Linked DNA regions of Homo sapiens: region 1 is linked to region 2. A link is an interaction called in ENCODE POLR2A ChIA-PET data of the cell type or tissue named here. Cell type or tissue: PC-9. All regions are shown on one strand.

Evidence for each region. ChIA-PET counts read pairs that join two places held together with the same protein. Peaks named below come from ENCODE experiments on the same cell type or tissue, not always from the same donor. Only the 100,000 strongest peaks of a DNase experiment are listed, where the experiment ranks them.
Region 1: POLR2A ChIA-PET joins it to region 2 with 6 read pairs; 1 of 35 experiments calls an interaction of 5 or more read pairs at or near these places.

What each region holds. Positions count from the first base shown.
Region 1 is chr5:105,388,257-105,393,256 of GRCh38, reverse strand. LOC105379110 (a long non-coding RNA gene) reads left to right here and starts at 287. Exons shown (of 3, transcript XR_948650.3): 1 at 287-496. RefSeq lists an enhancer at 730-1,559. In PC-9, no CTCF peak of the experiment used is centred here; a DNase peak (open chromatin) is centred at 226; H3K4me3 peaks cover 1,543 bases.
Region 2 is chr5:106,091,264-106,096,263 of GRCh38, reverse strand. No RefSeq gene overlaps it. Among named protein-coding and RNA genes, the nearest start is that of LINC01950, 920 kb to the left of the region's middle. In PC-9, no CTCF peak of the experiment used is centred here; a DNase peak (open chromatin) is centred at 1,943.

The DNA of each region.
Region 1 (5,000 bases), 700 kb after region 2:
TGTAATTGGAGGAAGGGATGTTTTATAATAGTGATAGTGGCAGGAGGCAGACAAATTCCTAGGCAGATCAGGGTGGGTCCCTGGTGAAATCCAACTTTCAAGCCAAAGCCTGAAAAGCCTGAAAACCGGGCTGCCAGTTCCAGGTAGAATCCACAACCGGAAGTGAGAACTTCCTGATGCCTTTCAGCCAATCAAATGGTTCTTCTTTCAGAGCCCACCCATGGACCAATCAGCATGCACGTCCTTCATTCTGAGCATATAAAAACCCCTGGACTCGGCCACAGCTGTCGACTACCAGGCTGCGTTAGGAGCTACCGTCTTCAGCTTTTTCTCGCTGCTGAGAGCTGTTTTGTTACTCAGTAAAACTCTTCTCCACCGTGCTCACCCTTCAGTTGACCGTGCAACTTCATTCTTCCTGGACATAAACCCGGGACCCACAGAACAGCGGGTGCAAAAAGGGCTGTAACGCTTTCCTGGCCGGATCGCCAAGCTGCAGGTAGGAGCTAAAGGAGCTATAACATGTTCCTGACGAGCGCGCTGAGCTGTAGGTAGTGACCTGCTCGCATTTGCCAAACTGGAGGAGTAAAGAGCAGCAATCCTTCTAGGGGCCCAGACCTCGGGAATCCCCGAGCCAGAATTGTAATACTATATATAGCCCTCCTACCCTCCGCCAATGTCAGGTAGCTGCTCCACACGACAGGAAGTACTGGCGGGACCAGGCCAGCCTGGGAGCCCTCGGCTGGAGCGAGGCTGCAGGGCTCAACAAGCTGAAAATACATCTCCCCTACCCCCACCATTCGGTGATATATGGGCGGCAGGAATGAGAGCTGTAGTATGCCCTCTCCAGCCCTGGGGGCTTCACGGTTGCTGGTGTCACTGAGTTTTTAAACACCACCGCATTCCCTCTGTCTAGATGCTGGCACCCGCAGCAGAATCTACTTGGGGTATGCCTAGTCCAGCCACAGTCTCGCACAGGGCCGGCACCTGTGCTGGCACCTGGAGGTGTCTGGCCCTCCACAGCTGCCAACATGCCTGGCTGTGAGCTCTGGCCAAACAGCGCACTCACTCGCTCATACACCGCTTTGTTCGCTCATACACCCCTTGCTGCTCCATGCCTGGTACGCCTTTGAAGGGCAAGGGATCCGGGCCAGTAGTACAAACTGAGGCAACCTGGTGGGCCAAGTGGGCGGAACGAGCCCAGCGGGTGCAAGTAAACTTAAGCAGAGGCACTGCCAGCCACAGAGGTTTCCAGCTGGTGAAGTGACATGTGAAAGATCCTGTGACAATAAGAAGTAGGAAGCTTTTGGTGTTGACAGGTTAATTCTGATTATGGTGTTGGATTCACGGGTGTATATACATCAAATGCATGTAATCACAATCAAAATATTATATAAAATTGACATATTACACCTATTGATTTTTCCAATCAAAGAACATGGTATATCTCTGCATTGATTTTTGTCTTTAAATTCTCTTAGAAATGTTCTGTAGATTTCAGGGGATAGGTCATTCATAGTGTCACTCAAATTTACTTTTAAATTCCTAATGTCTACTGATGGTATTTAAAATTCTATAATTTTTAAAATTTTCAATTTCTGCATATTTAAAATAGAACTAATTTTTCTCTATTGACTTTATCCTCTAACATTGCTAAACTCAATTGTTGGTTTTAATAGTTTTTGTTTTGTTTTGTTCGCTTTTAGAGTTGCATTAGAATTATCTACATGGACAATTATGTGTTTTCTGAAAATAAAGAGTATCAGTTTGTACTTATTTTTCTCATCTTACTGCACTAACTAAGGCTTTTGGTTAAATGTTGAGAAGACAGTATAAGAGTCAACAGCTTTGCCTTCTTATTGATTTTAGGATGAGAATAATCACAGTTTTACCATTGTTTTGACATCAGCTGTAGAATTTTCATCAATGTCTTTTGTTAGGTTGAAGAAATTATCTTTATTCCTGTTTTACGCAACTCTTTTTATTATTATTAGAGTTGAATTGTGCCAAAAAAATGTCTACATCTATAGAGGCGATCAAATGCTTCTTTCCTTTATTTTTAATTTGTTAATATGGTGAATTAAATTAATTGATATCAAAATGTTGTATCAAATTCGTATTTCCAGGATAAAATCCATTGCGTGACAATATAGTATATATTTATGTATTTTCAGATTTGACTTACAAACATTTTGCTTGAAATTTTTGCATATATTCATGAAAGATGTTGGTCTGCAGTTTTTTCGTTTGTTCTGTTTTGTTTTACTTGTAATAACTTTGTCTAGTTTTGGTATCACAGTAATTCTAGCCTCACCCATTGTGTTTGCTTCTTCTCTATTTTCTAAAAGAGCTTGTTTTGAATTGGTATCATTTCTCATTAAATGTTTCAGAAAATTTCCCCGTTAAACCATCTGGGCCTTGGGTATCTTTTATGGAAATTTTTTCACTATGAATTCAACTTGTTATAGATTTATGACTGTTCAAGTTATCTCTTGTTCAGCAAACTTCAGTAGTCTGTGCTTTCAAAAAATGTGTTCATTTCGTTAAATTGTGATATATATTACCAAAGAATTCTTTATAATATTTCCTTATTATACTTTAAATGCTCTTAGGATCTCTAGTAATATCTTCCTTTATCATTCTTGATAATATTACCTTGTTATTTCTCTGTTTTTCTTTTCCTGATAATTCAGGTAGGAAATTTATCAAATATATTGATCTTTTCAAACAATGACCTTTTGGTTTTATTAATCCTATTGTGATTCTTTTTCTATTTTATTAATTTTTGCATTTTAAAAATTATTTTCTTTCTTCTGCTAGTGTAAAATTTCTTTATTTTTTTAGCTTATTACTGTGGGAAACTTAGTTCATAAATTGGGAAATGCTCTTTTTTTCCTAGCTGCAACCCACAATTTTGAACACATCGTAATTGCAGTTTTTTTCAAAATATTTTAAAATGTTTCTTGTGATTTCTTCTTTGGTCCATAGTTGATTCAGAAAAGTGTTTTTTAATTTTAAAATATTTTGGTACTTTTGATATATTTCTTTTACTAATTATTAATTTATTTTTGTTATCAGTGGACAAGCTCTGTGTTATTTTACTAATTGCAAATTCACTATGACTTATTTTTTGGGACTAGATGTGGTCTACCTTGGAAAATGTTCCAGGTGCACTTGGAACATTAGTACCCTTTGTTTTGGTGTAGGATAGAGTGTTCCATAATTACCATTAGGTCAGTGGTTGATGATGTTACTCATCTTCCAGATTTTTACGGGTTTTCTGCCTTATTCTATCAGTTATCAAAAAGTGGTATTGGAATCTTCAACTGTCATTGTAAATGTGTCTATTTCTACTTTATTTGTATCATTTTTGTTTTATAATGCTTCATGATAGGTTCATTTGCATTTACATATTTAGTTTTATGATAGGTTCATTTGCATTTACATATTTAGTTTTAGTGGACTCCTGTATTATTTGAAATGACCTGCTTTATCTCTGGTAACATTTATTCTCTCAAATTTATTTTGTTTTGTTTTATTATATGATTTCAGATTTTTCTTGAGTAGTGTTAACATGGCATAGTTTTTGTATTCTCTTATATTTATCTTGAGTTCATGTATTTAAGGTGTCTTTCTTGTAGACTTAACTTTTTCAGGAATTCTAGACACCCTGGGCTCCCTAACTTCATCTCCTGGAATCAGGGAGACAACCAGGCTCTATTGAGTTCTCATGCACTCTACTCTAGCCTGAAACACTCTCCAGGCAAGGTGCTGACCTAATCATTGGGCTCTACTCATTGTTCCCTTTTGCTGATGGAGTCCTCCCTCATGCTTCCTGCCAACCAACGTCTGAGAGCCATTTTTTAAAAATATAATTTGTCTGAGTTTTTGTTTGTTTAAGGTGTGAAACTAATTCTGTTTTCTGCTATTTTACTCCTCATGAGAAGAATATAATTATTTATTATATTTTGCCTATATGATATTCCAAACATTCAAATTGTCAATCAGATGCACACAAACCAGAGAGCTTCCCCTGTATCAAGCCTTCCTAATTGTTGCCAGGATTTAATTGATTACAATGCACAGTAGAGGAGGTCTGGGTTCACCAACACAGCTTAAAGTTTCATTTTGGGCTGCAGTAACAGGTATTCTTGCCCAGGTTAACATGGAGTTTCTATGTAATATATACAGATGCATAATTTTCATAGAAGAGTCATTTTGGACATGACACATCTTCAATTTTTTTTCTAATAATCTGTATAAGGATTGACAGGTTATGACCAATGGTCAAATTCAGCTTACCATGATTTTGTATAGCTGGTAAGCTAAGAATGGCTTTTAAAATTATTGTCAAAAAGAAGAGAGAAAAAAAAATATGTAAAAGAGATTTCATGTGACCTGCAAGCCTGAGCTGTTTACTATGTAGCTACCTTACAGAAAAAAGCTCGCTGAGTCCTGATTTATGTGACTGTCTATAAAATCTATGTCACCTATAGATTTTATAAGTATCTGTGGACAGGCTAGGTTTATACTGCCACAGTCGTTCTGCTCTAAGAAAACACTATTTGTTTGATTGCCAGGAGGTCTGTCAATATTTTTACAAGGATATTTGACTGGGTTATCTTCCTTATTTACTGGAAGCATAGTCTCTGCACCATGAGCACAGGCAATAGGTTGCAAACTTTTGGGGTTACTATACCTTTCTTGTAAACATGACTATACTCTTACTAATTTGAATGCATGATCTGTGAGTTATTTTATATTGTTTTACATATAACATCACATCAGTCATGAATATTTATTTATTTCTCATCATTATATTTTGTTTTTATTTCTCACCTTACTGTACTGGTTAGGACCTCCAGAAGAGTATTAAATAGAAGGAATAGAAAATTTTTTTAAAACTTTTTTTCTGATTACATTGATTTAACAAATTTTTCAGAAGTTATTCAAAGAAACAAAATTTGTTTCGCTTGTCTCCATAAGAAAAATGTAGAGAAGGA
Region 2 (5,000 bases):
ATAAAACAACAAAAAAGCAACATTTACTACACGAATAGTAAGCAAGCTAAACCTGAAGAAAAATGGAAACAGTGTACACAGAAGCATGTTTCATAGTTGAAAATATCTAGTCTCAGTTCCTGACTTTTTTTTTTGTAGTCCCTAAATCAGCAAGTAAGGGTCTATTTTTTTTTCCTTAAATACCCAGGTAGTTGTCCCTGACACTGGGGTTCTTCTCCTTCTCTGCTGCCTTGCGGTGTATTTCTGGGCAGAGCAGCTCACCACAGGAACCTCCGCGAAACACCATGATTAGAGTTAACTCCTCACCATCCATATGGCTTGGTCCAGATCCTTTACAAGCTTGATTGCATGCACGATGTACCTAGTATTTATTGACCCCGCTGCTTTCCTTCTGTCCACTGTGTTGCCACTGTATGCTTGTTCTTTTTTGGCCTTCGCAAAGTTAATAATAATCAACCAATTGGGAAGAAGATTGCCCCACAAAAGTCAGCCATCTCTCTTATCTTGATTTCAGTTTTTTGGCTGTCTTAATTCTATAAAATTTAGCTATCGATAACAGCAGATGTACAAAGGAAAAGCTATTGAATTAAAGCTTAGATTTATAAGCGGCAGCAAGTCAGCACAATAGTAAAAGAAAGAAGTGTGGATAGGTTCTCATAAGTATCACAGCTTAGTGCAAGTTATCTCACCTCTTTGGCACCACTTTGCACACTCCTTGTGTGTTTCAGAAGGTAGGTGGGGAGAAATAGGATGGAAATGGCACTTGGGAAAGAGCATAGTATATGGGAAACTTAGTACCTTTTAAATGCAGAGAGACAAAGTTTCAAATGTTGATTATGCCACTTACGACATTGAGGAAATTATTAAAACTTAAGTTTCCTTTTGTCTATTAAATGAGAAAAATATTAGTTGCTTTATTTTGTTTAAAAGATTTTGTGGTTTCATCTAAGGTTCATGACCCATAATAGAATTTCAATAATTGACATGTCATATTTTATTTTCTTTAATTTTTTGGTCCAGATTTCCCTTTCTTGAGGACACATGTCATTTTATTCTTTGTATTTTCAACACCTAGAGGTTGTGAACATAATAAACATGTATTATGTGAATACATGAGTGAATAGCTAACTCACAGTGTACTCTCAGAGAAATACAGACTTTTGTTAATTATCTTAACTCTTATTTTATCTTTTCTAATAAGGATAGTTATCTAGTTTCTCATGATTCAGCAAATATGGAAAAAGTAAGTTTAGAATAGGGCTTGAAGATCTCTGGGTAGGAATACAGACAATTGTAAAAGTTACAACTGACTGGTTGAGAATAAAAAAAAAAAAAAAAAACTGAGAAGTATTTGTGTATAGCCCTTTCTCTAGCTCTCCAGGCCACAGATTCCATCTGATGTCATCATATTACAGAATAGATCAGCATTCATATAGATAGTTACTTTGACTTTTAATGGATAGGAAAAACTACACTAAATTCATTCCACTTTAGAAGCCATAAATGTGTGTAATGTGTTTTAGAAATATTTCTATTAAAATGGTTAGCTTCAGTGCTTGAAAAGTTAAGCTTCACTTATCTGTAAAATTAACATGTGCGTACAGATCATTCCCCATCAATGTCAGGTTAATAGAGTGTTCTGCCTATTGTCATTACCAATCATTCTTCTGCCACCCCTTGGCATTTTTGTCCTACCAAAATATCCTATAGTGATATATAGATCTTTTAATGAAGGTTCCTTTTAGGAAAGTTGATAGTAAGGAGATCTATTTTAAAATTTGCAAAGGCCATCCTTGACGTGTTTCAGTTGATCATTGAAACTTTCGTGTTTCACTCTGATGTCGGTGAAATCCCCAGGCTGAGCCTGGCATCAGTGCCATTGTATATGTTTGTAATCTGAGCCAGACATCTGTGAGTGCATGAAACAAGCCCCAGGGCAGGAAGGCTGGCATCTTTCCACCTGAATGACTGTTTAAGTAAAAGCAGCACACGGGAGAAAGACAGGCTAGTCTGTTTTCCTTGTAATTGGTGTTGGCTTGAATATATGCAATTCATAAACTGGCTCATAGGCTGTTCATTTTCAAGAAGACAATGCTTTCACATAATGCAGCAGTCAACAAAACCTGGAATAAACAGTCGAGTTTTAACTATATGAATAGTCTAAACTTTTCCTTATAGCTTTCCATGCATACCACATCTCCCTCATTCCCAAATAGACCACCATATCACTCACCACACACACACACACACACACACACACACACACACACACACACCCTTAAAGTATGTAGCAATTTCCTTGCTTTCTTGTCTATGTGATAAGTGCTTTAGTGTATTTCCATAAAAGTAAGTCCCAAGTATTTTCATGGCTTACTGAACAGAGAAATTTATGGATGGATGGATAAATATTGCCTATGAAAGAAAAACTACTTATAAAAAGAACATCATAAATATATCTTAACATTTCAAAGTAAATTCGAATTTAGAAATTTGTAAGAAAGTAAACGGTGATTAATATTTCCTGAATGTAGAAAGTAAATGAAATGCTAGCATCAATAATAATTTATGAGAGCAACTTTAACATATTGCTTTAAACATGCGTCCAGGTTATTTGGCATAGGCTAGAACTGCCAGGCAGAAGGGTCAGCTGGTGGCAAATAATGAAGGAGCATTCATTGTCTGATGCAGAAACAGACACAAGATATGGGACTGTCTCTTAGCAATGGGACTCTCTCTCTGTACAAACTGCTCACACTTTGTTATGAGGCAAGAGTGAGAACAGGCTCATCCTCAGAGAATAAATTCTTCGGGTCTCATCTGAATCAAGCTGAGCCTACTTGCCAGTTTTGAAGAGACTGCAAGTAAATGTCATCTGCTTGACACAGCAGACATTAGGGGTTTTCAGCTCCCATGGGCAGGTTGCATTTGGACAGATCCTTTCCCTTGAAGGAAGGGCAAGTTCTGGGTCCCAAGTGAGTCATTGCAGATAATCCTTAATGAATCTCTGAACTTCCCTATCTGATTTCCTTGATTGCTTGTCTCCACAAAGAGTTATACAGTCATTAAATATCAAACTTAAATTTAAGGTTTTATTATTATTTAAGAGAAAACATGAATTTGATAGGATTCATTTAGAAAGCATAGAAGTAATGAGAAGCTGAGTTGGGGCGATCAGCTGAGCCCAGGAGTTCAAGACTGCAGTTGAGCTATGATCATACAACTGCACTGCAGCCTAGGTAACAGAGTGAGAACCTATCTCAAGAAAAAAAAAGAAAAAGAATTAAAAAAAGAAGAAGTAAGAGGTTACTATAATTTTAATGGAACCCTTTTTTTACATGTTAAAAAAAAAAAGTTTAAGGTCTTCAGTGACTTCTTGGGATTTCTGACTTTTCTTGGTTTAAAGCCTTTATCCCTAAAACATCTTCTAATATTCAACCTGCATTTCAAAGATAAGTAAATCTCACATGTCCCAGCATTTAGCAGATATTGGTTACCTTCTACTTCTAATTTTTACAGTTTATTTTTATACTGATTCTGTGGTCAACCAAGCTCATGCTAACTTCACTGGCACAAATTAGTCATTGTTAACAGGTCCTCAGTTACTGGGAGTTTCAAGAATGATCCCTAAAATGCCCACAAATCAGTCTGTCAGCTGAAGTCACCATGGGGCTTGTGCTCCCTTTTTCTGTACCACTTTGACACTCTCTTGTTAATGTCTCATCTTGTGAATCCTCACCCCGGCTTTGCACAGGATTGGATCTACAAAACTCCAGATTAGCAGTTTCCAGTTAATCAAAATATGTCAATTATTAGAGTACAAAATATTTCTTATGTTTTATAAAAAGACAAAGAGAATGACCTCAAACAGGTCCCAAGAGCCGTATGCAATAATGTTTATTTCAGCTCTAAAACAAACAAATAAAAATCAAACTAACAGAAAAAATCATAAAGGAGATAACTAAATAAACCATAGTAATATATATCTAAATTAAGCCTAAACTACTTAAATAAGGAAGTAGATATATGGGAAACTCTCTAAGATATTATAATAAATATATAGATGATTCCACAATGTTACTTTTACATTAAAAATAATAGCAACTTCCCACCCTCATACAATATTTATATTAAATTAATATATTAATATTAAAATACAATATTTATGGTTTGAGTACTTTGATAGGTTTTCATGTACAACAAAAAAAGCAAGAAAAAATTCAAACCAAGTTCAGAAAAGTAGTTTCTTCTTAGGAATAAGAGCAGCATTAGGACTGGGGATGTTGATCAAGAGGACTTTCATCAATTTTTTTTTCACTGCAGAAATTTATTTACACAATTCTTATATGAATCAATTAACTTAGCTACTCATCTAACTTACTGAGTCATAAGACTATAAGAAGAAATTTAGGGAAGAGGTCAGCAGTGTTCAGGAGATTAAATACCAATTTCTATTGGATAAAAATAATAGTTTGCATTTACTTGGTTATTTGTTTGGCTCTTTTAGTGACCCGGAATGAGTATTTCACACTATGATGAAAGCATCTGAAGTCACAGAGATGAATTAGTCTTCAGACTTGAGCAAATATTTCAAATAAATATTCTCAATTCTTATTAGAAAATATCAAACCCGGTTAAAGAGCACTTTCAGTTCATGGTTGTAATTTCTCCTACCTTCTCTGAGACCTTTATTCATTAGCCATTTTATATTTCTCTGTACTCCCATCCCACCTCTCTACAGCAAGTCCTGACTTTCCATTTATTTTTTGTTTGTTAGAATATTTTTTGTCTTACTTTTAATTGACAAATAAAAATTGTGATGTTTCTATACATGTGTACATTGTGGAATGAACAAACCAGGCTAGTTAGTATCTTTATCACCTCAAATAAGTATGATTTTTTGTGGTGAGAACATTTAAAATCTACTCTTTTAGCTATTTTGAAAGATATAACATATTATTATTAACCATCATCAAATTTAAACCACAATCAGTTATCACCTC